2 separate regions of the Mus musculus genome follow, and region 2 is linked to region 1. A link is a loop called in an ENCODE intact Hi-C map of the cell type or tissue named here. Cell type or tissue: gastrocnemius. All regions are shown on one strand. Each heading gives the region's core, and the rest is flanking DNA. Links, peaks and the distances in the headings are about the cores only.

Evidence for each region. Peaks named below come from ENCODE experiments on the same cell type or tissue, not always from the same donor. Only the 100,000 strongest peaks of a DNase experiment are listed, where the experiment ranks them.
Region 2: a loop joins it to region 1, with 3 times the contacts of the local background. A loop is called at or near these places in 3 of 42 quality-filtered maps.

The regions. Positions count from the first base shown.
Region 1 is chr3:130,572,083-130,578,138 of GRCm38, reverse strand. It overlaps Col25a1 (collagen, type XXV, alpha 1), which reads right to left. Exons shown (of 38, transcript NM_029838.4): 31 at 2,729-2,764; 32 at 784-837. Among named protein-coding and RNA genes, the nearest start is that of Etnppl, 42 kb to the left of the region's middle. In gastrocnemius, for the core only: CTCF peaks have their summits at 1,249 (motif pointing right) and 3,287 (motif pointing right); DNase peaks (open chromatin) are centred at 1,257 and 3,283; H3K4me3 peaks cover 226 bases.
Region 2 is chr3:130,491,195-130,497,250 of GRCm38, reverse strand. It overlaps Col25a1 (collagen, type XXV, alpha 1), which reads right to left. Exons shown (of 38, transcript NM_029838.4): 11 at 2,899-2,925; 12 at 809-853. Among named protein-coding and RNA genes, the nearest start is that of Etnppl, 120 kb to the left of the region's middle. In gastrocnemius, for the core only: a CTCF peak has its summit at 2,321; a DNase peak (open chromatin) is centred at 2,338; H3K4me3 peaks cover 901 bases; H3K27ac peaks cover 870 bases.

The DNA.
Region 1 (6,056 bases), core at 679-5,678:
CTGATGACACAACACACACACACACACACACACACACACACACACACACTTGGAGTTTTCCAAGGTGAAGAGAAGAAAAAGTGGGTGAGAAACCAAGAGGGGGAAGAAGTTCCAGACACATGAGTAGCTGCGGGGCTGCAGCATATTTTGTGTGTCAGATATTCATCTTCCTCCGAATGTCTATCTTTTATTTTTTTGCTCCTAGGGATATGGAAACCTAGTCTAGGATAGTGAGGTTGGTGAAAGGGCTTTGCTTTATAACGCACCAAATCATTTCCTTATGGCTAGAGGAAAACAGGTCATTCTTTAACCCTCGAAAGAAAAATGAGAACATAGGTAACCGTGTGGAGAAGACCACGTAGGTTTTGTAATTTCCTTTGGAAAAACATTATAATTTACTCAGAATGAACACAGTAGCTTTGTGTTAAGATTACCAACTAGAATATGTAGTTCTGGAAGTTTTAGCCCATTGACTTCAACTTCCTGGATGAGGGCCCAATGAAAATATCTTCCTTATGGGTTAAGAAGGAATAATGGGGGCTATTTACTTTAGCTATGTAAATGTATGCATTGTTTGCATTAAGGCAGGCCGATTCCACATAGTTTTCTTCTTAGTCTTAGGACTCTAAATAGTACTTCAAATGGGCAATGTTTTCATTTACTACTAGGTAGTCCCCCATCTCTCCGGGAAAATGAACAGGTTGAGGTCACCGTATACAGAGAAGACATGCTTTCATTCCTCCAGTTCTCAACTTCAGTGTGACAACCCAAAGGGGGACTTACTCTTTCTCCTTTGGGTCCTGCAGGGCCGTGGGGTCCTATAGGACCATCTGCACCCTAAAAAACAAAGATAAGAATAAAATACTATGAGCCAGGTGAGAGACTGGGGTTGCAAGAAGAAGGATTCTGATTCGCTCTGCCTTGCTGGGGAGAAGGATGCATGCAGATGTCTTAGGATAACACATCTGATTGTAAAACACTCTATTCTTAATGGTTTTTCATGCCAGTTGTTTTTGAGAAATCCATGCAAGAGAGGCAAAGTATCTCACTGCATGTTTCAATGAAGAGTCTACAGAAAAGCTATGTCTCATAGTTATTCTTCTCGGATGAAGCATCTTCATTTTGTCCTCATCCTTTTTTTTTTTTTTCACCTCCCCGGATTTATTTTTATTTTGTATGTATGTGTTGAGAGCTTTGCATGTATGCGTGGACATAATGTGTGTGCAGTACGCCTGGCTACCAGAAGAGGGCACCAGATCCCCTGGAAGTGAATTTGGAGCGGCTAGGGTGCCACCACGAGGGTTCTGAGAACCAAACCTGGCTGATCTGCAAGATCTTAGCTGCTTTAACTGCTGGGCCATCTCTCTGTCCCCTTGTCTCCATAATCCTAACATGGAAAGTGTAACTGTCCTTTCTTTCTATCATCTTTCCCAGGTCCTCTCACCATTGTCACTGACAACTCTGGTCAAAGCTCACAAACTTTGATTTTTAGCCATTTGAATGAAATGTATATGAAAAAGAATAGTGTTAACTTTTTTTTTGTTTTTTTTTTTTTGTTTGTTTGTTTGTTTTCGAGACAGGCTTTCTCTGTGTAGCCCTGGCTTCCCTGGAACTCACTCTATAGACCAGGCTGGACTCAAACTCAGAAATCCGCCTGTCTCTGCCTCCCAGGTGCTGGGATTAAAGGCATGCGCCACCAACGCCTGGCTTAGTGTTAACTTTTAAGACAACTTTTTGTAGCTCTTGTGACATCAGGGCTCACAGGGTGAGGGGACTGTTCTTCTAGGCTCTCCCTACAGCTTGCAAGCATAATTGGTTTCTGTGGCAGATAAAATAACACACGAAAGAATGTAAGAACTCTGGGGTCTGGAGGGGAAAAAAAAACCCTGCTTGATGATTCTTAGAACTGAAAAATTTTCAGATTTAGAGTCTTAAAAAATGAGGTAAGGACTTCAAATATATGTCAGGAAGACTGAGCTTAAAGAAGCAAAGAGTGCAAAATCGTATTTGTAGATGTACGATTATTTCATTTCATCCTGTCTCTGGGTTCCCATTGCTAGTCCAGCCGTTTGGTGGAGTCTGTTAGAATCACAGGATAGGGAACTATTCAGAGTTTCAAGTGCATTCTCAGGTGAGGGAATTCTCTTTATCTTAATCATGCTCTTACTGTCTCAACTCAAGGTTCACCTCTACAAGGCTTCTAAATACTGAGAGATCATGGCTAAAATTTAAGAGGCAGGACTGCCAAAAAGGAGTGATAAAAATGGCAGAAGGCACACGATTCATTTCCACAAATAGAGACTTGGAAGTCAGTTTTACGGAAGAGATTACATTTCGAAGATGGACATAAATGTAAAGGAAAAGCAAGTTAAAATAAACTCCACTTCAGAACCCCGTGGGATTTTGGGAAGGCTTTTATGAATTGTTTCAGGTTGCTGAGACACAGAAGGCAACTGGAGCGGTCATTTTCTCACTGAGTAAATGATCTACCCTCAAGTTTGGGCTTCTGAAAATGTTCTGGCAGCCCAGGCTAAACTTTCGAGTTGCGACCCCTTCTCTCTCCTCCTGTCTCCCTCTCCACCATCCTCATCTACCTCCCCCCTCTGATTCTGGCCCTAAGTGACGCCTCAGCATCTGGAAAGACCACAAGGAACGAAGGGGTCTTTCGTTCCCAGCACGTGATTCACATCCACGGAGCACGTCGGAGCAGGACGCGGGGCCGACTCACCCGGGATCCTGGCTTTCCGTCTAAGCCAGATGCTCCCTGGGAACGGTGTCAGGGTTGGTGGGTGTGACACGAATGACAAGAACAGAGATTAGTATGAGGCACCGATGAACAAATGCAACACTTCAAACAACATAATACACACTCACAGGATTCTGGGATGAATATCACATTGCTACAAATAGTTAGTTTTTTAAAAAAAGTCACGTGACAATACATGCCCCACAGATGATGGCCTTTAGTGACATTTCTACCAGGAAATTCTTATCTAAAAAGCTGGTGAATGAGGTTTTCTCAGTGGGCTGCAAAGTACTTGCTGACAATATACAGTAAGGGGGCTCCTGGCTATACGTCCACATGAAATGCCTTTCTAAAGACTATTACTCATATTTCGTTAGATTCTCAAAAGAAAGCAGTGGCGATCTCCTAGTATAGGGCTCTAGATCTCTGGCTATGGTTGTTAAGACGATTTTATGAACAAAAAATGCTGTGCTTTAGTATAGTGGAATGGCTTCAGTTCATACGGACATTATGTGTTGGACCTAAAGTTCACATTAGCTGCCACTAGAGGGCCTGCTAGGAACAAGGGGAAAAAAGAAAGAAAGAAAGACTATGTGGGCTCAAGTTAAAATAACTCCCAGTCTGCCTCTCGGTTGAGTTCAAATAATCTTTATATTGATGTTTGCATGAGAAATGCCTTAAAAGCCAACTCCTCAGATTAATGCATGCCTTTCTTTATTTTGAATTGAGGGCTACCCAACTGAGATACTTTAAAAAAAAATGTCGCTTTCTATTTTGCAAGACTAACTATCATTCTTCTTGGTTAAGCTCTTCTGTAGCAAACTCCCAATACTGCTTTAAAGGTACAGATTAGACCAAGGAACATTTGAGAAGACCTCGTGTTAGTACTTTAAATTCTCTTGGCCAGGCTGGAGAGGGCTTGTTCAGCTCCATGCTTCAGGTGCAGTTAATTACAAAACAAATGAAAGAAGAAAATTCCAGCTGCCAGTGATGACAACACATAGACTTGGGGTATTTTTATTTTATTTTATTTATTTATTTTTACTTAAAAATTCCTTTAGTATGATCCTGTCATGATCAATGCTATACATGAATAAAATATAGCTTTAGGTAGCAATGATTCTAAACAGCAGGTATGGCTACTGCTTGTTTAATGATAACTTTTGGCTAAATGATCTGTAAAAAACAGCCCTAAATTTGACAGTAGGGGAAGTTTAGTTTTTTTTTTTTTTTTTTTGACTTTTTTTTCCCCCTTTGGTCACCACTTTGAAACTTAAAGGTAAATGTTAAAGTGATAAATTTTATGTTGATCATAAGGCTCTCTACCCAACTGGGATGCAGAACTAGTGGCTAACAAGTGTCTTGGAGATTTTATGTCTCTAATCCATGGATCCAATTGGCACCGTTTAACTTAAATTCTAATGCAGAGGTTACATAATTCATTCAACAAGGGAATGTATCCAAGAGACCTGCTGTGTCTAACTGATAAATCATGGGCTATTGTGTGAATCATGGAGGCACAGTACTCATGGAGAAATGGGATACCTCCCATCAACCAGCATATTTTATCTCACATCTCAAATATAGAACTATTTTCTGTTATTTGTTTTATGTCACATTTTGCAAATGTAACCTACAGTATTCCTTGCCAACTTGTGTCTGCGTTTACTGAATAAATGACATATCAAAAGCCTGAAATGAAGCCATTACATAATAACGATCTAAAAAAAAATCTTTAAAGTTGTTTTGGGAAGACTATTGGCATAAGGCATATGGCTAGATAAAACCCACTGTTTTTGTTAGAATGCAGACGACTTCTGTCACTACCCACTACTGTCCCATGAGCCTCACTGTAGGGGATCTGCAAACGAACAACATAAAACATATAGAACACAAAGGAGCCACAGCACTGACCTCAATGATGGTCAATTGCATACCTGCCACCAACAGGGGGCGACAGCGGTTAGAATCCAAGCAGATCAAAGCAATTGAGAGAGGGTCTTAACCTCTATTAGGCCATGTTTGGGAGAAGTTATGAAACAATAAACATCACTTTTTAGAGAGAGATGATGGCAGAATTTGTCTGTCAGCCCCACAAGAGCAAGGTTGGCATGTATGTAATTGAATAGGGATGCAACATTTTGGCGCTGTTTGTTATGTGGTCACCCTCAGGCACAAGGTCGAGACATTGGGGAAAACAAAACGGGGCTGTGCTCTGCTCTGACACACCATGTGTTCTACTGACAGGGCTCTCAACTGTAAGACCGCTACAGAGCAAACCAAAGCTGGTACTTTGGATAGAAAGAAAAAAAAATCTTGAGATTGGCACTGAAATGGAAAGTTTTCTTTACTTACTGGAAGACCAAGGGGTCCTCTGTCACCCTTTTGACCTGGTTCACCCTTCAATCCTTTAACACCATTTAACCCTGGTTCACCCTAAATGCAAAAGCAAATGCCAATTTTGTTTGCTATCATGGGTGTTTAACTGCGAGAGAAGAGACCCAGTCTCCGAAACATTTGCAGATTCCAGTTTTCGGTGACAGCAGAGTGAGGCTACAGTGGCTTTGCATCAGTTAATGACCCAACTTAAAGCTCTGACAAATAATAATCAAGAGAGCAGAACACTCAATGTGTTGAGTACCACCAAAAGACGCACAGATGACCTCATGGGTTTTGGAGTTCTGCATCAAGGAAGTCAGTGCTCCATTGTTTTGACTAAGCAAATCAAAGGCGATCAGAGGGAGGATGCTGACGGGTATCGGTAGCAAAACCCCACTCTGCTGGGATGGAAAACTGGAATATGCAGGACAGTGTTATAGACAGACATTTTAAGCCTTTAAGCATTTAGCCCAGGAGAATGGACTGAAAATGTAGATGCCGATGTCTGAAGTAATGCCATTCTGCAAATTCTCATTCCTGACATTGCCAAGTCAGGTCCCTACATGGATTCATCAACAGAGTAAACCACAAATTGACAGTCCCAGAAGAGACTAGGAAGACCAAAGAACTTGAAAATAGTTTTCCTAACTGCCTGTGCTGTATAAGAATGAAGGGGATACAGTTTAACATGGGAGGACATCACAAGAGCCCCGATGAGTGATAAATCCTCCTAACTCGCTTTAGTAAAAACCCTAGGATATAACATGCCTATTGTCTATCAGAAATAGCATGCCCAGGAAAGAGAAAGCTTGGGCATGCACGCTTCTCAGCTCTTAACTACAGACATTAATTTGTCAAGAAAACACTGAAAGACTCTGAAAGGAAGGTGACCTCACTGCCTATGCAGTGACCTCCACAGGTCATGGTCACA
Region 2 (6,056 bases), core at 341-5,340, 81 kb after region 1:
GGCTGGGCCAGCTCTGGGTTTTGTTAGCTCCCAGAGTGGCTTTGTTCATCTCTGTAGAGGTTCCAGACTGGAGAGCTTGTAGGTAGGCATGTCAAGTGCACAGACACACCAGGCTTACTTGTGGGATAATGTTAGATGATGTCTCCAAATAATAAAAATGTTATGGAAATAAATATACACATGCAAAGAGACGTGTATATGCAGAAGGATATGTGTATGTATGCACACACATAGGCACACACATACACATACACACATACACACACATACACAAATACACACACACACACACACACACACACACACACACACACTTTTCCTTATTTCTGATCCCCTTCATTATTAAACAGCACAGCAGAAGTTAATAATAAGAGTATAGGAAAGTCCATTTTGTTCCCAAGTTTGCTTAATGGTGAAAACTTTGTTCTTGTTCAGAAGGTTTTAATATGAAAACTTATATATGCTTATATATTTATATAAATAACTTTTCTTAATCAAAGAAATAGCATATAGTACCCAGGACCAGAATGAACTAGTGTGTCCTGTTTGAATGGTAAGTAGGGTATCTCCCTTACATCTGCTACAGTAACTTAACAAAACCGAACACATCCAAAACTCTTACAGCGGAAATGTTTTAGTCTGGGATTACCGCTTCCCTAAAGTCAACTCATTTGGACATTTGCTCCTCGGCTTTCCTGTATTTACATATAAGAATATTAATAACATATCTGCCTATGACTCTAGTAGTGTTCTGTGGCTCTAGTAGTCTTCAAATTATGTGATAAATGCTACAGTAAGCAGAACTTACCTTTTGCCCATCCATGCCTGGGGTCCCAGGTGCTCCAATGGAACCCTAAAAATGCACATGATTAAGTTACTATCATGATCGTGTAATATTTCAGCTCCAAATCTGTGTGACATTTATTAGTCAGACACAGTTTTGCATGGCTAAGACATACTATAGCTTCCATGCAAAGGTTTTTAAGGCTGTGTTCCCTAGACGTTATCCACTGTGTTCTGGTATTTAGTAACCTAGGCAGATCCTCATACTTTCCTAGAAAGTAGAGACAAACTTTAATATTCTTTCCAAATATTCACTTAACTCTAACACAATTTATAGAATCTCATATAAATTGAAAGCCATAACTTTCAGGGGGCCACATGGCTCCAAATTTTGTTTTAAAGACATAGATAATTTAGTTCCACCTGGAAAAAGCTGAGGAGTCGCAGCAACTCTTGAACTTGCCAAGTTTATAGAACACAAACAGAAGGTAATTTAAAAAGCAACTGCTTATACTACTACAGGAGGCCCTTATGCTAGAGACTCAAACTGATTATATTTGGATCATGTCCCCTCTTGACTTTCAGGAAGTATTTTTGTCACTTAAGTATTGACATGGCTTCTAACGGAGACTCACGAAAGCATCACGAATGTGTAGTGACCCAGAACAATGCGACTCTTATATGTTGAATATGAAGGTCCCTGAATACGTAAACATGAGCACATATACCCATTGCCTGGGGATGAATGGCTCCATACAGAGGGCTCAACTTACAGTAGGAAAGCCAGTGACTACCTGGTACAATCCATGACACTTAAATAAACACAGGGAACATTAATAAATATGTCATTTACTCCTTGCCACTTCTCTTTTTAGGCTCTAGACAAGGTGTGTGTGTGTGTGTATACACATATACATATATACATATACATACATATACATATGTTTTATTTTTTTGCTTATTCTTAACATAGAATAAGAAAACAGATTTTTCTTAGTTCTATATTAAATTTCTATTATAATAACGGGACAACGATCTTATTAAATAGCAATGATCATCATGAAACTGCTCTAAAAATAGCTCACTGGAAAAAAAGTATACGCCAAACAAATTGAGCTGGCAAGTTCCTTAATTCATCCCGTGATCCTGCGGTGTGGGAACTAAGGGAGGCCTTCAAGTCTGGAGCCGGCATTTTATCCTGGTTGTACGTGGATCAGGCTAGCTTTACAATTTCACACTGAGCTTAATAGAGACATTATTGCAAGGGACAAACTGTTCCGGTATGCAAGACGCCTCACAGTGCAGGGGCTCCGCCTTGGTTCGAAGGATTGTGTTTCACCAGATGCCACATGCCTGGCACTTGGGGATCAAAGTCTCTATCTTTGATGGAGTCCAAAGACAAAGCGCAATCCCCTTCCCGCATGTTACCGCACAATGGTTTTCTAGAACTTTCTGCAAGTTGAACATCCTCTCCCTCCCCGTTCAGGGTGGGAGGTTATTATATTAGTGCATGGGGCTTCCTGGTGTTCAATGGCAAAGCGCCACCTATCGGCTATTGCCGTATTTACTGCAGTACCATTGGTCGGGTCTCAGAACCCTAGATCCTCCCCTTTAGAATGCCATTTGTTGACTGTGGCTAAGGCTGAAATTATAATCAGGAAGTCACTTTTCAGTTTGCCTCAGCCAAGGGGACACTGAGTGAGCCAAGCAGCGCAGCGAAGCAAGCAAGGAGCATATCCTCTCTTCGGGTCAGCTCTGTGGCCACTTGGCAGTTACATATTTGACCAAGGCCAGCAATCAATTTGCAGTGTCACATGATCCTCTATGTTGTAAATGCTGTCAGAATGTGTTACCAATATTTGCATTAAATATTCCATAACCTACAAGTTCAGCTCAAGAAGCCTTTCTGGGCTTACCAAATAGTCTCCAATAAAGAGAGTGGAAATTGAAGGCATATTCTAATGTATAATAGCAGGACATTTTTTAGAAAGCAGAATGTACAAAGGAGACCGACTCTCTCAGCATGGCTTATGGTTGCTAATTCCACACAGTTCTCTTGCTTTCCTTAGACAAAGGAGTTTAAGTACTTTCTCAGCACTGATAAGCACAGCCTACCTTTTGTCCTGGAGGCCCCAGAGGTCCCTAAAGAGGAAAGAACAATTCAATTAACATAATAATACTTCCATTTAGGCTTAGATAACCAACTAACCAGCAATTCTATTCATCAACTAACAAGCTGTCCTATGCTGTAAGGTCCCCTAAAATATGCTGAGAAGAAAATTTCTCCGTTGGAAATACAAAATGTTTTTTTATAAAAATACATTAATTTTAGAAAACCATTAGTTACATACAAGAGGGATCTGATTTCTTCTTTTGGGAAGAAAATTCTTGGGGTCCCAGTGCGTTTCCTTCATGATATACCTACCAGTCTATTAAATCGGCCACATTTGGAGGGCTGAGGATGTTGTTGCTAGAAGCAGTTAGAATGCAATACAGTTCCCAAGAAAACAGACACATTCCAGGGCGCCTCCATCTGTAAACCCCTGAGAAGCAGTTTTGCAAGGAAGGCGCTGCAGAGAAGCGTGCTATATTTTGCTCTTAGGAAACGTGGTCAACTGACCCGCACAAAATCTGGTTTACAAACTCGGGGAGGCCAAGGCTAATGGCAAGCACCTGGTGCGCACCTGAAGAGGGAACAGGGAGGTCACCAGCAGTTGTCAGGGTGCAATCTGAGAGGCGGGCAGAATACAGTATTTAGTGAGATGAAGGGGGATATTTACTTAGAAAATGTAAATGTGACAGTTACGAAATTAAGCAGTCCTTCAACCACAAAGTCAGTGCTAGGATCTGTTGGCTTAATTTAGATGAAGGCATGGCTTTCCGACAGTGGGGGGGAAAAAACACCACAGAGCTACAACCTTATTTCTGACTCCTTATGCTATTTTTAAATAAAGATATGGGGCATTCATTTTAGTATACATTTAGAAATGTACTTGATTTGGGTGTCTTTAGTGAATTTATAGATGCTACAACTTCACACAAGAGCTCTTTGGTCCACCACATGACCCTAAAGGCTTATTTTCATTGTGGGACATTTCCGTTAGTCAGCATCTGACATTCATACCCTGTAACATGACATAAAACATGAGCATGACTATTGGGGGAGAAGGGTCGTGAATTTTAAAAGAATTAAATAGACACAGTGTTTAGAAACACCCAGAGAACCTGCTCCCCACCTCTGTTCTGATCAGCCCGCACAGGAAGCCTCATTTCCTCTCTAATCAGCCTCGGGTTATTGGATGTGGGTTGTGTCATACCAACTTTTATTCCTGGATGACGTACAGCCAGAACCACCGACTGGGTTTTTAATAGGCTTGCTATCTGCAGTGGTGGACATTCTCTCTACCCATCTTTCCCCCTCCGTTTGAAATTTCTCCAGTTTAGATTTTGCAAAGAACAGTAGACCATCAGGTATAAAACCCCTCCAGATTAGATCTCTCATCAACCCAAGGCCACACGGACCTCAGAGGAAGAGGAGCCCCTCCTCCGTGCAAGGCCAATTCATCAGGTAGACTCTGGAATCCATCCTTGCCTCTGTCCCAGGGGATGGCTCCCAATCAATTACCCCTGCATCTATATCAGCTTGCCCTTCTCCACCAGGTCTTTCCGGCTAACACATAAACATGCTTAATCATTTCCTCACGTATGTAAATTGTTTGGGAAATGGATGTCAATGCTAACCAAGGACAGAAGTTACAAGCTGTGATAGGGGATCCGAGAATGAAGACAAGCCTTGGGTTTATCATCGTCCAGGATCCCAGGCTCTCAAGTGTCTCCTGAGTGTTTCCCTTCCAGACAAGTGGGGCTGGAAAGGAAATTCTATGCTGAGGAGTGCATTCAGTCAGTGTTTAGACAGAGGATGTATATGTTCAATTCACAAAGGCTGCATTCTCATTGTAAATGTAACTCTGCTAAACATCGTTCACTAAAATTGGGTATTTCATTTCAGGGAGGTATTTAAAAAGAAAATAAGAGAATTTTCCATCATGTTTAAGTGGAGACTAACATCCATGGCATTTCTAATTTGGTCTTTGTTGCATGGCCATATTAGATCAGACTTAGAACAACTAATCACATAAAATTAGACTAACATATTTTAATGCAAAACCAAATAATCAAAGAAATTGAATATTTTTCCTCTCAGTTTAGGAAACTAGTATTATTTTTTGTAAACTCATAAAAGCAGTTTTTTATGAAAAAGATTTACCATTAATTTTGAATTATGACTACACATCTTATAGATTATTTGCAATTCCACTGCCAAGATATATGCTCAGTTACCAAAAATGTACATATAATTCTTAAATCTGACTGCAGGAAAAATGGTAGGGGGCCAACTGTCATCCTTACCAGAAGGCAATCAGGAGGAAAGCTGAATACAAGGTGCAGACATACTTTTCAGTAAATATATAAACATTTGTGCATAAATACATATACATGCACACACATACACACACATACATACTCTCAGTTTAACTGCACTAAACAAATTTTTTCTTACATATGTCTTAAATATATTTAAACTGATGATACTGTTATATATCTGTAACAATGCAGTAATTAAATATAAACTTATAACTTAAAGTTTCCTGTTCAAAATCAATTTGGAAATTAAGGCATGTTGTTACCAGCTAGTTAAGACATGTGCATCTGATTAGCCCTTGTTTCTGGACAAATGTAAATTTATAAAATAATAGGCAATACTATAGAATCATTCATTAGCTTAGCTAATCTTTTTTAAAAAAAAACTGTTGTTTGTAGTATGTGTGTGTGCATATGTATATGTGTGTGTATGAATGTGGATGCATGTATTCTATGATAAATGTGTGGAAATGAGAGGAAAACTTTCAGGATTCATGTATCTCCCACTACATGGCTTCTGGGAGTTGAACTAAAGCTGTTAGGCTTGTGTACAAAATGCCTTTATCTGCTGAGCCAGCTTGCTGACTCAGCCTGTCTAATCTTAAACTTATACTTTTAGCCTGAATAATGGCTTGGATGAAGGATGTCATAAATGCATTATTCTCTAGTGAACACAATGTTTCTTTGCACTACTAAATACAGGGTTCCAGTAGTTCAAGACTTCTAAAGTAGTTCTATTTAGTGTTATTTTAATAAAACAGTTTTCAGAATAGAGTTATAATCCATTTGGTCCATTTTTCTTTGTATAGTGTTTCTTAGACACTTTTCATGGCAGGTTCACTTATACTCTG